Linked DNA regions of Homo sapiens: all the other regions are linked to region 1. A link is a contact called in ENCODE Hi-C data. All regions are on one chromosome and are shown on one strand. Each heading gives the region's core, a stretch centred on a gene start or an enhancer-like site at or near the end of the contact. The rest is flanking DNA. Distances are from core to core; before and after follow the strand shown.

What was found. A loop is a pair of places that touch in the nucleus more often than their neighbours do. Pooled maps may share reads with other maps.
Region 2: a map of gastrocnemius medialis shows a loop between it and region 1 (21-fold over the local background). The contact joins the promoter of ZNF134 here to the promoter of ZNF132-DT in region 1. A Hi-C loop is called at or near these places in 1 of 168 maps with a recorded cell type or tissue (gastrocnemius medialis) and 7 of 50 pooled maps.
Region 3: a map of naive thymus-derived CD4-positive, alpha-beta T cell shows a loop between it and region 1 (19-fold over the local background). The contact joins the promoter of ZNF552 here to the promoter of ZNF132-DT in region 1. A Hi-C loop is called at or near these places in 1 of 168 maps with a recorded cell type or tissue (naive thymus-derived CD4-positive, alpha-beta T cell) and 8 of 50 pooled maps.
Region 4: a pooled map shows a loop between it and region 1 (16-fold over the local background). The contact joins the promoter of ZNF417 here to the promoter of ZNF132-DT in region 1. A Hi-C loop is called at or near these places in 8 of 50 pooled maps.

What each region holds. Positions count from the first base shown.
Region 1 is chr19:58,438,693-58,442,231 of GRCh38, forward strand. ZNF132-DT (ZNF132 divergent transcript) reads left to right here and starts at 1,756. Exons shown (of 1, transcript NR_186311.1): 1 at 1,756-3,539. ZNF132 (zinc finger protein 132) reads right to left here and starts at 1,461. Exons shown (of 3, transcript NM_003433.4): 1 at 1,067-1,461. The coding sequence starts at 1,129. It also overlaps a transcript of ZNF324B not described here. RefSeq lists enhancers at 1,127-1,637, 1,870-1,999, 2,149-2,658.
Region 2 is chr19:57,612,602-57,616,140 of GRCh38, forward strand. ZNF134 (zinc finger protein 134) reads left to right here and starts at 1,641. Exons shown (of 3, transcript NM_003435.5): 1 at 1,641-1,902. It also overlaps a transcript of ZNF530 not described here. RefSeq lists an enhancer at 1,536-1,715 and a silencer at 1,846-1,895.
Region 3 is chr19:57,813,108-57,816,646 of GRCh38, forward strand. It overlaps ZNF552 (zinc finger protein 552), which reads right to left and starts at 1,806. Exons shown (of 3, transcript NM_024762.3): 1 at 1,604-1,806; 2 at 187-313. The coding sequence starts at 1,636. RefSeq lists an enhancer at 2,081-2,130.
Region 4 is chr19:57,915,342-57,918,880 of GRCh38, forward strand. ZNF417 (zinc finger protein 417) reads right to left here and starts at 1,251. Exons shown (of 3, transcript NM_152475.3): 1 at 1,038-1,251. The coding sequence starts at 1,070. RefSeq lists enhancers at 1,008-1,297, 1,316-2,171, 1,568-1,627.

The DNA of each region.
Region 1 (3,539 bases), core at 506-3,005:
TCAATCTCCTGACCTAGTGATCCACCTGCCTCGGCCTCCCAAAGTGCTGGGATTACAGGCGTGAGCCACCACGCCCGGCAATTTTTTTTTTTTTTTAAGACAGAGTCTCGCTCTGTCACTCAGGCTGGAGCGCAGTGGCACGATCTCAGCTCAATGCAACCTCCATCTCCCAGATTCAAACAGTTCTTCTGCCTCAGTTTCCCAAGTTGCTGGGATTACAGGTGCACACTACCATGTCCTGGCTAATTTTTCTGTATTTTTAGTAGAGGTGGGGTTTCGCCACGTTGGCCAGGCTGGTCTTGAACTCCTGACCTCAAGTGATCTGGCCGCCTTGGCCTCCCAAAGTGCTGGGATTACAAGTGTGAGCCACTGCACTCAGCCTTAGGTCAATCTTAACATTTCACTTTCTTTCACTGTCCCACATCAGGTAATCCATGGCCCAGTTTGGGCAGATTCAGAAGCCAACCATCTGTCCTACCTCCACGGGCACCCCTCTGTCCAGCTACCCAAAGCACACATCTGGACCACATCTGTCAGCTCCTCACTGGCCTTCCTGCTCCACCATCACCATCCCTCCAGTCTGCTGCCCACTAGGCATCCATAGGGCGTCTGTTAAGACTGGAGTCAGAGCACCTACTTCCTCTACTCCAAACCTTCCATGGCTCCCACCACCATCAGAATAGAGGTCCAGCTCCTCAGGCTGCCATTCCAGGCCTAACTATTGGTTTCCCTTCCCTGTTTCCACCAGACTAAATGGAGACCGGCAGTCCCCAGAATGCTTCCATTTCATCACCACTAAACAAGGTACACATGCTGGTCACTGTCCCTGGGACAGCCTTCCAGATCTCATTCCACAGGATTCCAGAAATGGGAATCCCTCGATATAACCCCTTGCCTGGATTCAGGATGGTAAGGGTAAGTGACTCCCAGGGCAGGGCCCAGGACCCACGTGTGAGGACAGGACACGATCAAGAGTCCCAGGACACCAACATCCCCTCTATCTGGGCTTCAGGATCCTGAGGGCCGGAATCCCAGCGGGTGAGGGCCTGGGGCACACTCCACTTACCTGCGCCGGGCCCATCAGCAACGCTGGCAACCCCATTAGAACCTGTGGGCTGGGCAGGGCCATAACAGGAGGCCCAGGGCTAGCCCTGCCGCTGGGCCGAACCCTCACACTTCCGCTGGGTGACGGTCGCACTCAGGACCTGTCTTCCCAAATGCAAAATGCGCGCAAGGCCTCTGGGCACCGCAGGGACGAAGGCTGGGTATGGAGACCCTGGAGACGCGTGGCGCTGGCTCCACTTTCGGGAACACCTTGGCTCATAAAAGCAGAGTAATTAGCCGGGCACTATGGTGCGTGTGAAGGCGCGGTGACGGTCCCTGCACCCACTCCCGTGCCCTGGTGTGGCTCCAGAGGCCTGCTGTAGCCCAACCCACCAGCAGCAAAATGAGGACCGCAATGGCGGCGCCGGAAGTCCCGCCTCTCAATGACAGCTCGGACTTGCCACTGGTCCGAGCTTTCATTGGCTCAAGGATCCCCGCCGTCTATGACGCTATTTCCCTATGCCCGTCACGCTACTGCTAGGTCGTTGCCAAGGTGATTGAGGAATGGCGTTTATTGCGTCGCTGCTCAGGCAACGCAAACTACATTATCCAGAAGGACCCTCGCGGTGCCTCAGGGCTGGCCATTGGCAGCCGAGGAGACAGGCACTTCCGGGCGGAGTGTAAGACGCTGGCCAATCACAGCCTGGCAGCGGGACTTCCGTCGTCGTCCTCGGACCATCACTTTGGCATTTCTCGATTTTGTCTGCTTCTGAAGGGACCGCGTTGTCAGGCGAGGGACGGAATCTTGGAGGCTCCCTGGGCCCATGGAAACAGGAGCGAGGAAGGCACGAGAGTCGGGGAAGTTCCGCCTTCTTGACATACAAGCGCCCCCACCGCGGCGAATATCGCCCCTGAGCCCAGTGTTCGCCCCCCACAACACCGCACCCCCCTTCCCCACCCTGTGCCTTAGATAAAGCCGGCCCAGTGGGACCCTCAGGTTGCACCGCGCGGAGGTGTCCGCGGCTCTCGGGAGTCGTCGCCCTTGGCGTTATGTTGGCTTTAGGGAGCGCGAGGCCGAGGCCAAGAAAAGCTACGCATTGGGAGGTCTTGACCCAGTGTGCGCCCGGCTGTAGGCATGGAACGTGCGCCAAAGGTCTCCTGGCACCCACTCCGCTGGACTCAGCACCATTGTCCTAAGTCTCCGATTGAGAAGTATCTGCCCCAGGTCCTCTGCGGGCCCCACTGAACAGTGTGGAGCGTTCACAGGTTGGGGGTCACCATTTCAGAATCCAGTTTGTTGAGACGTGGAGGGTACAGGAGGAGGGATCTGCATATGCGAAGACTTGGACTTGACCCTGACCTGAGCGTTCAGGCAGGCTCTCATGCCCCCTTGGCAGCGAGTGGAGAGCGTAAGAGGAGTCCTGCCTCTCCTGGCACACCGAGGGCGCCTGGGAGCCATGAAAGGTGTTGAACAGAAAAGGGATGGACATGACCTGAGTTAGAATTTGGAAAGTATTTCAGTGGTTGCTGAATGAACACACTACTGGAGAAGGTGGTTGTAGTGGGGCTGGAAGCAGGGAGACTGTGGGGGAGGTTATTGCAGTATTGTTCCAGACAGTTATGATAGTGGCCTGTCCAGAACGGAAGCAAGAAGGATGGGAGAAGTGATCAGATTCCCAGTGGATCTTCAAGATAGAGCTAATGGAATTTTTTGCTACCTTAGATAAGTGGAATAAGCATGAGTAGGGGTGAAGGACCATCCCAAGTAGTTAGGAAGAATTAGGATGCCTCCTGTGGAGAATAGAGGTTGGCAGTTGGCAGGAGGAGGATGTTTCATGGAAGATTAGCGATGGATTTTGTAGGTATAGAGTCTGAATTGTCTGGAGACCTGTGAGTGGAGGTGTCAAATGGGCCTCTGGATATATAGAATTCTGGTGTGGCTTCAGGACGTCCAGACTGCATTATGTTGGTGGCCTGGCCCAGTGAACGGCCTGAGGATAGGATTTGGGAAGGAGGGTTTTAGGTTGGAGGACCAGTGGCTAGGGCTCACGCTCAGTGCTTAGATCACATCTGTCTGCCCATTGGCTTGGTGTTGCAGGGCTTAATGACCTTTGAGGACAGGGTCAGTACATCTTCCAAGAATGTGGGGCTCCTTAGTGAGGTCCAAGGGGGCTTCTACAGTGACATGATACTACAGAGCTTTGTACTCCAGTGCCCACTAGGTAAGGCTACTGTGTCTCCTCTTTCCCCTACACATGAAATCTAGGTTTTCCTCCGCCTTTCCATTGTTCCCTCTGGGAGGTGCTGCTGGCCCTGGCACTGGCCAGTGTCCTGCTGTGTCCGGAATTGTTTCCTTCCTCTGGGTTCTTGGTCTCGCTGACTTCAAGAATAAAGCCGCGGACCCTCGTGTTGAGTGTTACAGTTCTTTTTTTTTTTTTTTTTTGAGACGGAGTCTCGCTCTGTCGCCCAGGCCGGACTGCGGACTGCAGTGGCGC
Region 2 (3,539 bases), core at 391-2,890, 830 kb before region 1:
GCCCAAGAGTTTGAGGCTGCAGCAAGCTATGATCGTGCCACTACACTCCAGCCTGTGCAACACAGTGAGATCCTGTCTCCAAAATTAAATAAATAAATAAAATTACATTTTGGAGACTAAACGCTGCTTGTAGTCATAGTTCTAACACAGCTGTGTGCTCAGCTTCATTTGCTCACTTCTCAGAATTCAATGTCTCCTGCTCAAATTTTGCTGTCATCTTAACCGTTTTCACTTATCACAGATATGTTTCTCCAGGTCCATTTCGTCATGTATCTGTGAATAACTACAGAATTATTAACTTTGAGTAATTTGGCCGGGCGCGGGGGCTCTCCTGTAATCCCAGCACTTTGGGAGGCTGAGGCGGGCAGATCACGAGGTCAGGAGATCGAGACCATCCTGGCTAACACGGTGAAACCCCATCTCTACTAAAAATACAAAAAGTTAGCCGGGCATGGTGGCAGGCGCCTGTAATCCCAGCTACTCCGGAGGCTGAGGCAGGAGAATAGTGTGAACCTGGGAGGCGGAGCCTGCAGTGAGCTATGGTCGCACCACTGCACTCCAGCCTGGGCGACTGAGCAAGACTCCGTCTCAAAAAAAAAAAACACAAAACAACTTTTGAGTAATTTAAACAATTCACAAATGTTTTTGTCTTTCTTTCCCCATACACTCGCCCTTTTCTTTTTTAAAACCATAAATAAATCTCAATTCTCAATTCAGACACTGTCGGTGTAATTGCAGGTGAAATGAGAATCACCTCCCAGCCAAGAAATCTGATCCCAATTTTCCAAATCTTTATTTCTGGGTTCAGACACCACATTTTCAGCCCCTGTCTTGGCATATAAAAGCATTTATAATGGTTCTTCTTTTCAGATAAGAAACATCACCAAAAGGAAATAGATATATCTCAACTTTTGGGCTAGGAACTCTCATTTGGATAAAAGAATATTTCTCCTTTGGTTGGACATTAGTGACCATACAGGCAGGAAAGGTGCCTTCCTTGACCACCTTCTCTCGCCTGTCTTCCTCCTCATGGTTCTCTCAGGTATTTTTTTTCTGAGGAAACCAGAGGAAGAGCTCTATATTAGTCCACTTGCCTCAGGGAGCTCCAGCATCCCTCCATAGCCACTGTCTGGAGACCATTCTTCCACTCCATGGCCCTGCCTGGGGACAATTCTCTGTTAACTCTGACCCAACTGAGGCTCACAAAACTGACTCAAAGCTTCCCTCTACAGTACACATATTTTTTAAATGAAGGAAATTTGACTGAACTATGAGTGGACTCAGAGTGACATTGGATGTTGTGTGTCCATTTGGTGGTGTGGCTTCAGGGAACATCTGTAAGAATATATCCCAATATTTCGGGGATCCCTGCAGACCTCACTACACAAGACCTGGTTGAGGGTCCTTTAAAAGGAGCGAAGCCACGCCCTGACCTCAGAGTCTCAGGGCATAATTTCTCAGCGCCCCTCGCAGTACCATTTGGCCTTTGCCCAGCGTGCAGGGGAGTTAGCCGTCACCACGGCCAAGTGCACATGAGAACTGCATTGCCCAGAAACCTGTGCGCCGCCCGGCGGCGGCACTCTTAGGGGCGTCTCCCTGCGGACGGAAGCTCTCTGGGCGGGACTTCCGGTATCTTCCTCGCGGTGGACATCTTGTCGGCTCTTAGGTGGAACCATCGGAGCAGAAGCTCGGGGTTGCTGGGCGGTTCCGAGGTGACGGAAGCGGGAGGGTGCGGGAGAAGTCGCTGTTCGCTCTGCGGAGTGGCTCGCCAGCGAAGACCCCGCCTGCGCCCCCGGGGACGGACGACCGCGGTGCCAGGGTCCCGCGACCTGGGACCCCCTCGCGGCTCCGGGTGGTCTACGAACTGTGATGGCGGCGGCCGCGGTGATGGGCCCGGCGCAGGTGGGTGCTGCCTTTCCCAGACTTTCGCCCGCCCCAAATCCTGAAGTTCCAAATGAGGAGCGCCTGTCTGAGTCCCTGCAGCGCAGGCCCCAGTGTCCAAGGCAGCGGGGCGCTGGTGGGTGGGGGCGAGTGTGACTGGCAGAGGGGCAGCCTGAGCATAGGTTTGGAGCTGGACTGAGCCCGTAGCAGTCGGGAGCGTGTGTGAACCGTAGTCAGGCCTGCAATGTCGAGGGGAGAAGTTGCTCCTTCATTGCGAGGACGATAGGAGCCATGGCGGGTTTTGAATGGTGGAGGGAAGGGATCCGAAAAAGGATTTTTAAAGTATTCCAATGTTTGCTGAGGAGGAAACCGACTACAGTGAGGTAGAAACGATGAGGATGGAGGCAAGGAGACGTTTGAGGAGGTCCCTGCAACAAACTCCAGAAGTGTTGCGGTGGTGGCTGGGCCAGAGCAGTGGCAGGAGGGGTTGGGTGGGGAAGTCATGAGATTCTGGGTAGATTTTTAAAGATGGAACCAATGGGGTTTCCTGCCGCATCAGATGTGGTCGTGAGTGAATGTAGGGAGGAAAGGGCTATCCAGGGTTTTTTTGGCCTGTTTTCCTTCCTGAACGTGTGAAAGAATGGAAATTGGTAAGTCACAGCAGGGAGCACGTTTCAGGGGCATCAGGAATTGGGTTTTGGACTTGGTGAATCTAAGGTGTTCTGCACTGGAGGTTCATCACGGGTAGCTGAACATGCAGGTCTGGGGTTCTAGAGAGGGAGTTGTGCTAGAGACTTCAATGGGTGAGGCATAAGGTCAAAGCCTGTAGTAGATCAGATTTAGAGGGTGGAATTTCAAGGAAGTTATTTTGTGTGGTCTCTGAAGTGAGAGGTGGGTTTAGGGTGGAAGGCCAGGGATGAAGGGGTGGACACTTAAGATTCCTTCCAGAAAGGAGGGGTCCTGGCATGTGAAAGCATTCTAGATGGTGTTGTTGGAAGTCAATGCTTGGTGCTGCAAAGTGAAACCAGCACTCAGGCAAAAGTTTTCTCAGCAAGGCAATTTACTTCTGTGCAAGTGTGCTGCCTGTGTTAATCACGATCCCAAGAGCACACTGAACAAAGGAGGGAAGGGGTTTTTATCTCTAACCCATAGTCCCTACCTTCCTCTGTGTCACTCCCCCATGGGCTGGGGTCGGACCGCTTAATCTAAGCTGAGCCAATTGGGTATTTGTGAGTATTTTCCAAATAAGGAAGAGGGAAGGGGAAGGTGAGTTACAGTGGTGGGACATGTGAGTTGTGTAGGACGTGTGGTTTTGGCGGGGGCAATGGGTGCAAAGTGAGTAAGGGAACAGATGTGAATTATTGGTTAGTGCTTACAGGAAGGTTGTTTATAGTAACTAGGGGCAAGGAGGCATGGAGAACAAGAAAGGTTTGAGAACAAAGAACAAGGAAGTTAACAGGCTAAACCTTTGAAGAGGAATTTTATTATATCTTATAGTGTCAGCAAGAGGAGAGGGCTGTAGAGCATAAGTAGCCTGGCCTGCACTGGAGACCAAGGTGAGGGATGCAGTAGGTTTGCCACCCTACAGGCTCAGCATGCCTTCATGGGCGCTGCCTGTGGAGCAGTCCCATCCCCAACCAGTGCATTGGTGCCTCAGT
Region 3 (3,539 bases), core at 556-3,055, 630 kb before region 1:
TCAATAGCAGGTGTTGGGGCTGCTCCAAGAATGGAGAGGGCAGTATGCATACCTCAGTCCTACCAACCAAGAACTGAAGTAGGAAGCTGTGTCCATGCTCCTGACATGAGAAAGTCTTGCCAATAGAAAAAGAGGGGGAAAGACAGAGACTAGCTCAGGTCACAGGGGTGAGTGTGGGCAACTTACCCAGGGAGGACATAAGTGCCAGGTTCTCCAGCGTCACATCACGGTACAGGCATCTCTGAGCCTCACTAAGGAGATTCCATTCCTCCTGGGTAAATTTCACAGCCACGTCTTCAAAAGTCACTGTGCCCTGTTATGATGTTGACAGATGAAACCACAAACCACCCCTATGCTGAGGTATCACAATCCATCTCTCCCACACATCTACTCTCGCACATCCTCCTCTCAAGGTCCTCAAACATAGGAGAAACTAGGCCCACTGGTCATGGGGTACAGCCACCAACAACAATAGTTAGTTGAACAAATAGGTATCTGTGCGGTGGCTGTGATATAAGAGTCCACCCCCTCCTGACAGGCACTTCCCCTAGTATGGCCGAGGTCATGGAAAGCCCAATGTGGCACCTTCAGCACAGCAGAGATACCCTCTCTGAACGCACCTCATTCTTTTTTTTTTTTTTTTTTTTTTTTTTTTGATACGGAGTCTCGCTCTGTCACCCAGGGTGGAGTGCAATGGCGCGATCTCGGCTCACGCAACCTCCGCCTCCCGGGTTCAAGCGAGTCTGCTGCCTCAGTTTCCCAAGTAGCTGGGATTACAGGCATGCGCCACCACGCCTGGCTAATTTTGTATTTTTAGTAGAGACAGGGTTTCTCCATGGTTGGTCAGGCTGGTCTCTACCTCCGGACCAACCCGCCTAGGCCTCCCAAAGTGCTGGGATTACAGGAGTGAGCCACTGCACCCGGCCCCACCCTCCACTTTCTTGTATGCGTTCCTTAAATGCTTCTACAGCCATAAAGGCCTGAGGGAAGAGGCTGACTTTACAGGACTGTGTCCCTGATAGGATCTGGTAAGCTCAGGCCTCCCTGAACGCTTTTGTGTCCACGGAGCCAGGTGACCTTGGACTATTGTCTAACCTGCGTGTCTCAGCACAAAGTGTCATCTCTACCACCTATATGATCTACAAGGATTCAATCTCAAAGGGCCCCAACGTCATCCCCTCTCTACTCTGTTATTTATTTGGCCTTTAGGAAACTTTAAAAGCCTGGACTTTGATCCAGTCCCTTCTTTCTTGGAAATTCTCCTATTTCTAGTGTCCTCGCAATGATTTCACAGCCCCCAGCCTCCTTGCTTTTCCAGGAGGAGTTCCGCCTCACAGGTTGTTCCCTACAGGCGCCTGTGGACCCCAGGTTCCATCCTCCCGGATCCGTCCATCTCCAGGCCATTGCCCGCGCCCCTCCCTGTACCTGTCGCTCTCCCCACCGCATCCCACGGGTGTCTGAAACAGGGATCCCTCCCGAGAGCGCCTCAGTGTCCCGACGCCGGGTCCGGGTTGCAGAGCCGTAAACAGGTGCCGCTCCCTCGCTGCTTTAGGACTTGTGTGACTAGGAGGTGACCGGAGAGCACGGAAGGCGCCACAATTACCTGAACGGGGAACCTTAGCGCGGCCGCCGCCATGGGACCACGTGGGGTAAGCTGGGTTGAGAGCAGCGGGCGCCGTTAAAGAGCTGCAGAGTCACGTCTGTGCAAAGAGAAGAACGACTCTCGACCTCCTGGATCCAGTCACCACCACGGTCCCAACACAGCGCTCCAAGGACTCCCTAACGCCAATGGAAATGGTCGCTACTAAAGGGCGCCGGGAGTCCCGCCTCTACCTTACTTGCGCACACGGAAACGCCTTCAATGTGAACTCTCACTGGCTCTGCCGTGCTGTCATTTGACGCAGAGCTTTCTGGGTAATGTAGTTTCCCAGGTTCCAAGGCCGTAAAGAGAGAGATTCCCAGGGGCGCTTCGGAAGGAAAAGCCCAGCTCCACCTCCGGGGCCCTCAGGGAAGCCTCCTGACCCGCACGGTGGCGCGCGCCTGTAATCCCAAATTTTGAGAGGCTGAGGTGTCAGGACTGCTTGAGCCCAGGTGGTCCAGGCTGCACTGAGCTATGACTGCACCACTGCACTCCAGCCTGGGCGACAGAACCTGTCTCAAAAGAAAAAGAAATGTTAATTAAGCGTTTGTGCTGTTAAGGGAGGAGACCACCTCTCATATTGTTTTATGCCCAATTTCTGCCTCCAAAGAAACAAGTAAAAACTAAAAGGCAGAAATGAAATCCACAGGCAGACAGCCAGGTGCCAACCCTGGGCCTGGTTAAAGATCGACCCCTGACCAAACCGGTTATGTTATCTATGGATTCCAGACATTGTATGGAAAAGCATTGTGAAAATCCCTGTCCTGTTCTGTTCCGTTCTGATTACCACTGCATGCAGCCCCCAGTCGTGTACCCCCTGCTTGCTCAATCGATCACAAACCTCTCATGTGGACCCCCTTAGAGTTGTAAGCCCTTAAAAGGGACAGGAATTCCTCACTTGGGGAGCTTGGTAGTTGGAGATGTGAGTCTTGCCAAAGCTCCAGGCTGAATACAGCCCTGCGGCTTGTCCTGCTACATTTCTTGGTTCCCTGACTGGGAAGCCAGGTGATTAACAGATAGTCGAGGCAGCCCCTTAGGCAGCTTAGGCCTGCCCTGTGGAGCATCCCTACAGGGGACTCTGGCCAGCTTGAGGGACGCAGAACCTGAGAGCACTCCCGGGTAGGCAATTGCCCCAGTGGAACACCTCGCCAGAGTGGCGTGTGGCAGGCCCCCACAGAGGATCAATGCAGCGGCTGAACACTGGGAAGGAACAGGCACTTGGAGTCCGGACATCTGAAACTTGGTAAGACTAGTCTTTGGAACTTGCCCACTCCATTTGAGTGGAAGGGTGGCCTGATCACCCACGGCATGCCTGTACCGGCACTTTGGTTTTTGTTTTTGACTTGATTTGGATTGCTTGATACTTTCGTTTTGGTTTTGACCTGGCTTGGATTTCTGGATACTCTGATTTGGATTTTGATTCTGGTTTGGTGTAAACGGTAAAAGTGTATGTGTGCCCTTTTTACCTGTTCTTTGTTTTGTGGTGTGCGTGTGGTGTGAGCGTGGTGTTTTGTCTCAAAGAAGCATGGGTCAGGCACAAAGTAAGCCCACTTCACTAGGAACTATGTTGAAACATTTCAAGAAAGGATTTAAGGGAGATTACAGTGTTACTATGACACCAGGAAAACTTAGAACTTTGTGTGAAATAGACTGGCCAGCATTAGAGGTGGGTTGGTCATCAGAAGGAAGCCTGGACAGGTCCCTTGTTTGAAAGGTATTGTGTCCAGAATTGGTTCCTTCCGGTGGGTTCTTGGTCTCGCTGACTTCAAGAATGAAGCCGCAGACCCTCACGGGCAGTGTTAAAGTTCTTAAAGATGGTATGTCTGGAGTTTGTTCCTTCAGGTGTTCAGATGTGTCTAGAGTTTCTTCCTTCTGGTGGGTTCGTGGTCTCGCTGGCTTC
Region 4 (3,539 bases), core at 1-2,500, 520 kb before region 1:
AATGCACAGCCCTCGGCCTGCTTACTCTTCCAGGGAGAGCTCCACCTCACACTTTGTTCCAGACAGGTTCCATCCTCCCGGCTCCGTCCATCTCCAGGCCATTGCCTGCGCCCCTCCCTGTGCTTGTTGCTCTCCCCACCGCATCCCACGGGTGTCAGAAACAGGTGAAACCGTCTTTGCAAAATTATAACTGAGGAAATTATGACAGTGAAAGAAATCAGACCTTACTGACTCCGTCTTGCTTCCAACCTTTCAGCTGTCCTTGTTCATTCCTGGGTATAGGCTGAATTAACTTAGGGAAGGAATTCAGTTCATGGTTTCACTCTGAAACAAAATTGATAATAGCCCTTTCCTGAAAAGACCCCCTTCTTGCCTGGAGAACAGCCTGCCTTTGCAGGACTAACGAATTAGCTACAAGGTTAGAAATTACCGTTTAGGGGTCATGCAGCTTCTGACTCCAAGAGTCTGAACCTCCCCAAGTTGCTCCTGAAGATAAATCACTATTGTAAAACCTAAGATCAGTGCTTGAGGTATTTTGCAGATCCTGCACTGGATGGATCAGCTGACAACACACAGACCGGTAATCTGGGTCAATCAGTTCTGCCATCCCACCCAGAACAGAAAACAGCATGAAAAACTCACTTTAACCCTCTATGAATCCATCTCAGGTCCCAACCCTTACCGCCAAATTAATGTTGAAAACTCTGATCCCGGAATGCTAATGGAGACTGATTTGAGTAATAATAAAACTCCTGTCTCCAGAACAGCCTGACGGCTCTGCGTCAATTACTATTTCTCCATCGCAATTCTCCAGTCTTCATAAATCGGCTCTGTCTAGGCAGCTGGCAAGGTGAACCCACTGGACAGTTACACAGGGACCCCCACTGGACAGTTACACAGGGACCCCTCCTGCGAGCGCCTCAGTGTTCCTACGCCGGGTACCGGCTACAGACCCGTGAGCAGGAGCCGCTCCCTCGCTGGTTTAGGACCTGGGTGACGATGGGGTGACCTGAGGGCACAGAAGGCGCCACAATTACCTGAGTCGGGCGCCTCGGCGCAGCCGCTGCCATCGGACTACTTGGGGAAGCACGGCCCGGGAGCAGTGGTCGCCGTCACGGGGCTGCAGAGCCGCCTCTGGGCACCGAGGACGATTCCTCTCCACCTTCTAGGTTCAGTCACCGCGGTCCCCCCCCAGCACTCAGGGGCCACAAACTGGGGAAACACCCGCGTCACCGATACACAGCCGCTACTAGAGACCCCGGAAGTCTCAGCCTTACGTTACGTGCACACGTGGAAATGCCTTCTTTCCGAGTGCTCATTGGCTCTGACCGGCTGTCGTTTAACGCAGAGCTTTCTGGGTAATGTAGTTCCCCACTTTCCATGGCGCTAAAAAGAGCGATACCCAGAGTCCATCTGCAGGAAAAGCCCGCCATCAGGTCAGGGGTTCTCCTTAAAAAGCGCACCCTTCTGGCCGGGCGCAGTGGCTCAAGCCTGTAATCTCAGCACTTTGGAAGGCGGAGGTGGGCGGATCACGAGGTCAGGAGATGGAGACCATCCTGGCTAACACGGTGAAACCCCGTGTCTACTAAAAATTCAAAAAAAAAAAAAGTTAGCTGGGTGTGGTGGCGGGCGCCTACAGTCACAGCTACTCTGGAGGCTGAGGCTGGAGGAGAATGGCGTGAACCTGGGAGGCAGAGCTTGCAGTGAGCTGGGATCGCGCCACTGCCCTCCAGCCTGCGCGACAGAGCAAGACTCTGTCTCAAAAAAAAAAAAAAAAAAAAAAAAAAAAAAAAAAAAAAAGGCGCCTTTCTAGGGCAGAGGAGGGGTCTCACCTAGCCTTAGAAGCCGTATTGAGATTCCTGGAGACTAGTGTCTGTAACTAATCACTCAAGAATCTGGAAAAATACTGTTTCAGATTTCGGGGAGCGCAAGGTAAATAATAGGGAGCTCAAGCTAAAACTATTATTTAGGATTCTCCTAAAGGCTAAAAATCCAAATTACCACACCGTTTGAAACAGTCGTTCAGTCGCAAAATACCTGCACTGGAAGCAGAGGCTGATAAGCGTTGTTGTGTTATAATGTGTCTGAAGGCCCTCAGAAGCCTTAGAGTGCCTAAGGCAAATGAAGGAAGTTAGGGATGTGCTCCCCTATAGCAGGAGTGCAAAGCTGAATCTCTGTGATTCCTACAGAAAACAACTCTCCTGCTGATAGAATCTGTGAAAGGAAAATCTTGTGGCCTCAAAATTACTAAGCTAAAGGGAAAAGTCAATCTGGGAACTGCTCAGGGCAAACTTGCCTCCCATTCTATTCAAAGTCTTCCCTCTCCTCACTGAGATAGATGCCTATTCTGATTGCCTCCTTTGGAAGGACTTATCAGAAATTAAAAAGAATCCAACTATTTGTCTCTCTACCTGTCTACCTGTGACCTGGAAGTCCCCTCCCTGCTTCGAGTTGTTCCCGCCTTTCTGGTCGGAACCAATGTACTTCTTACATATATTCACTGATGTCTCATGTCCCCCTAAAATGTATAAAACCAACCTGTACCCCAACCACCATGGGCACATGTCGTCAGGACTTCCTGAGGCTGTGTCACGGGCATGTGTCCTCAACCTTGGCAAAATAAACTTTTTCTTTTATGAGACGGAGTCTCGCTCTTTGGTCAGGCTCGAGTGCAGTGGCGCGATCTCGGCTCACTGCAACCTCTGCCTCTCGGGTTCAAGTGATTCTCCTGCCTTAGCCTCCCGAGTAGCTGGGAGTACAGGCACGTGGCATCACGCCAATTTTTGTAGTTTCAGTACAGACGGGGGTTTCACCTTGTTTAGGATGGTCTCGATCTCCCTCGTGATCTGCCTGCCTCACCCTCCAATGTGTTGGGGTTACAGGCATGAGTCACCACACCTGGCCAGCAAAATAAACTATTTAAATTAACTGAGACCTGTCTCAAATTTGGGGGGTTCACAAATCATTATAGCGTTCAATTAATTGAACAACACTTTTTCCCACTTAGTATCCTTTACTTGATATTCTAACTTACATTCAACTCCTTTTAGTAATTTGACATCAGTCTTATAAAGAACAATAAGGCTGGGCACGGTGGCTCACGCCTGTAATCCTCGCACTTTGGGAGGCCGAGGCAGGCGGATCACCAGTTCAGGAGATCGAGACCATCCTGGCTAACATGGTGAAACCCCGTCTCTACTAAAAATACAAAAAAAAAATTAGCCGGGTGTGGTGGCACACGCCTGTAGTCCCAGCTACTCGGGAGGCTAAGGCAGGAGAATCACTTGAACCCGGGAGGCAGAGGTTGCTGTGAGCTGAGATCGCGCCATTGCACTGCAGCCTGGCGACAGAGCGAGACTCTCTCAAACAAAGAAACAAAAAACAATAAAATAAATGGTATCTTGGTAGTAGTGATGGCTACAGTCTGTAAAAAGTAAAGTACAGGTTCCTCTTCAAAGACTTTCCTCCCATCTAATTAGGAATAAATAGTAACTTCTCTTAGAAGCAAAATTTATTCAAAGACCTGTGCTAACATTCTT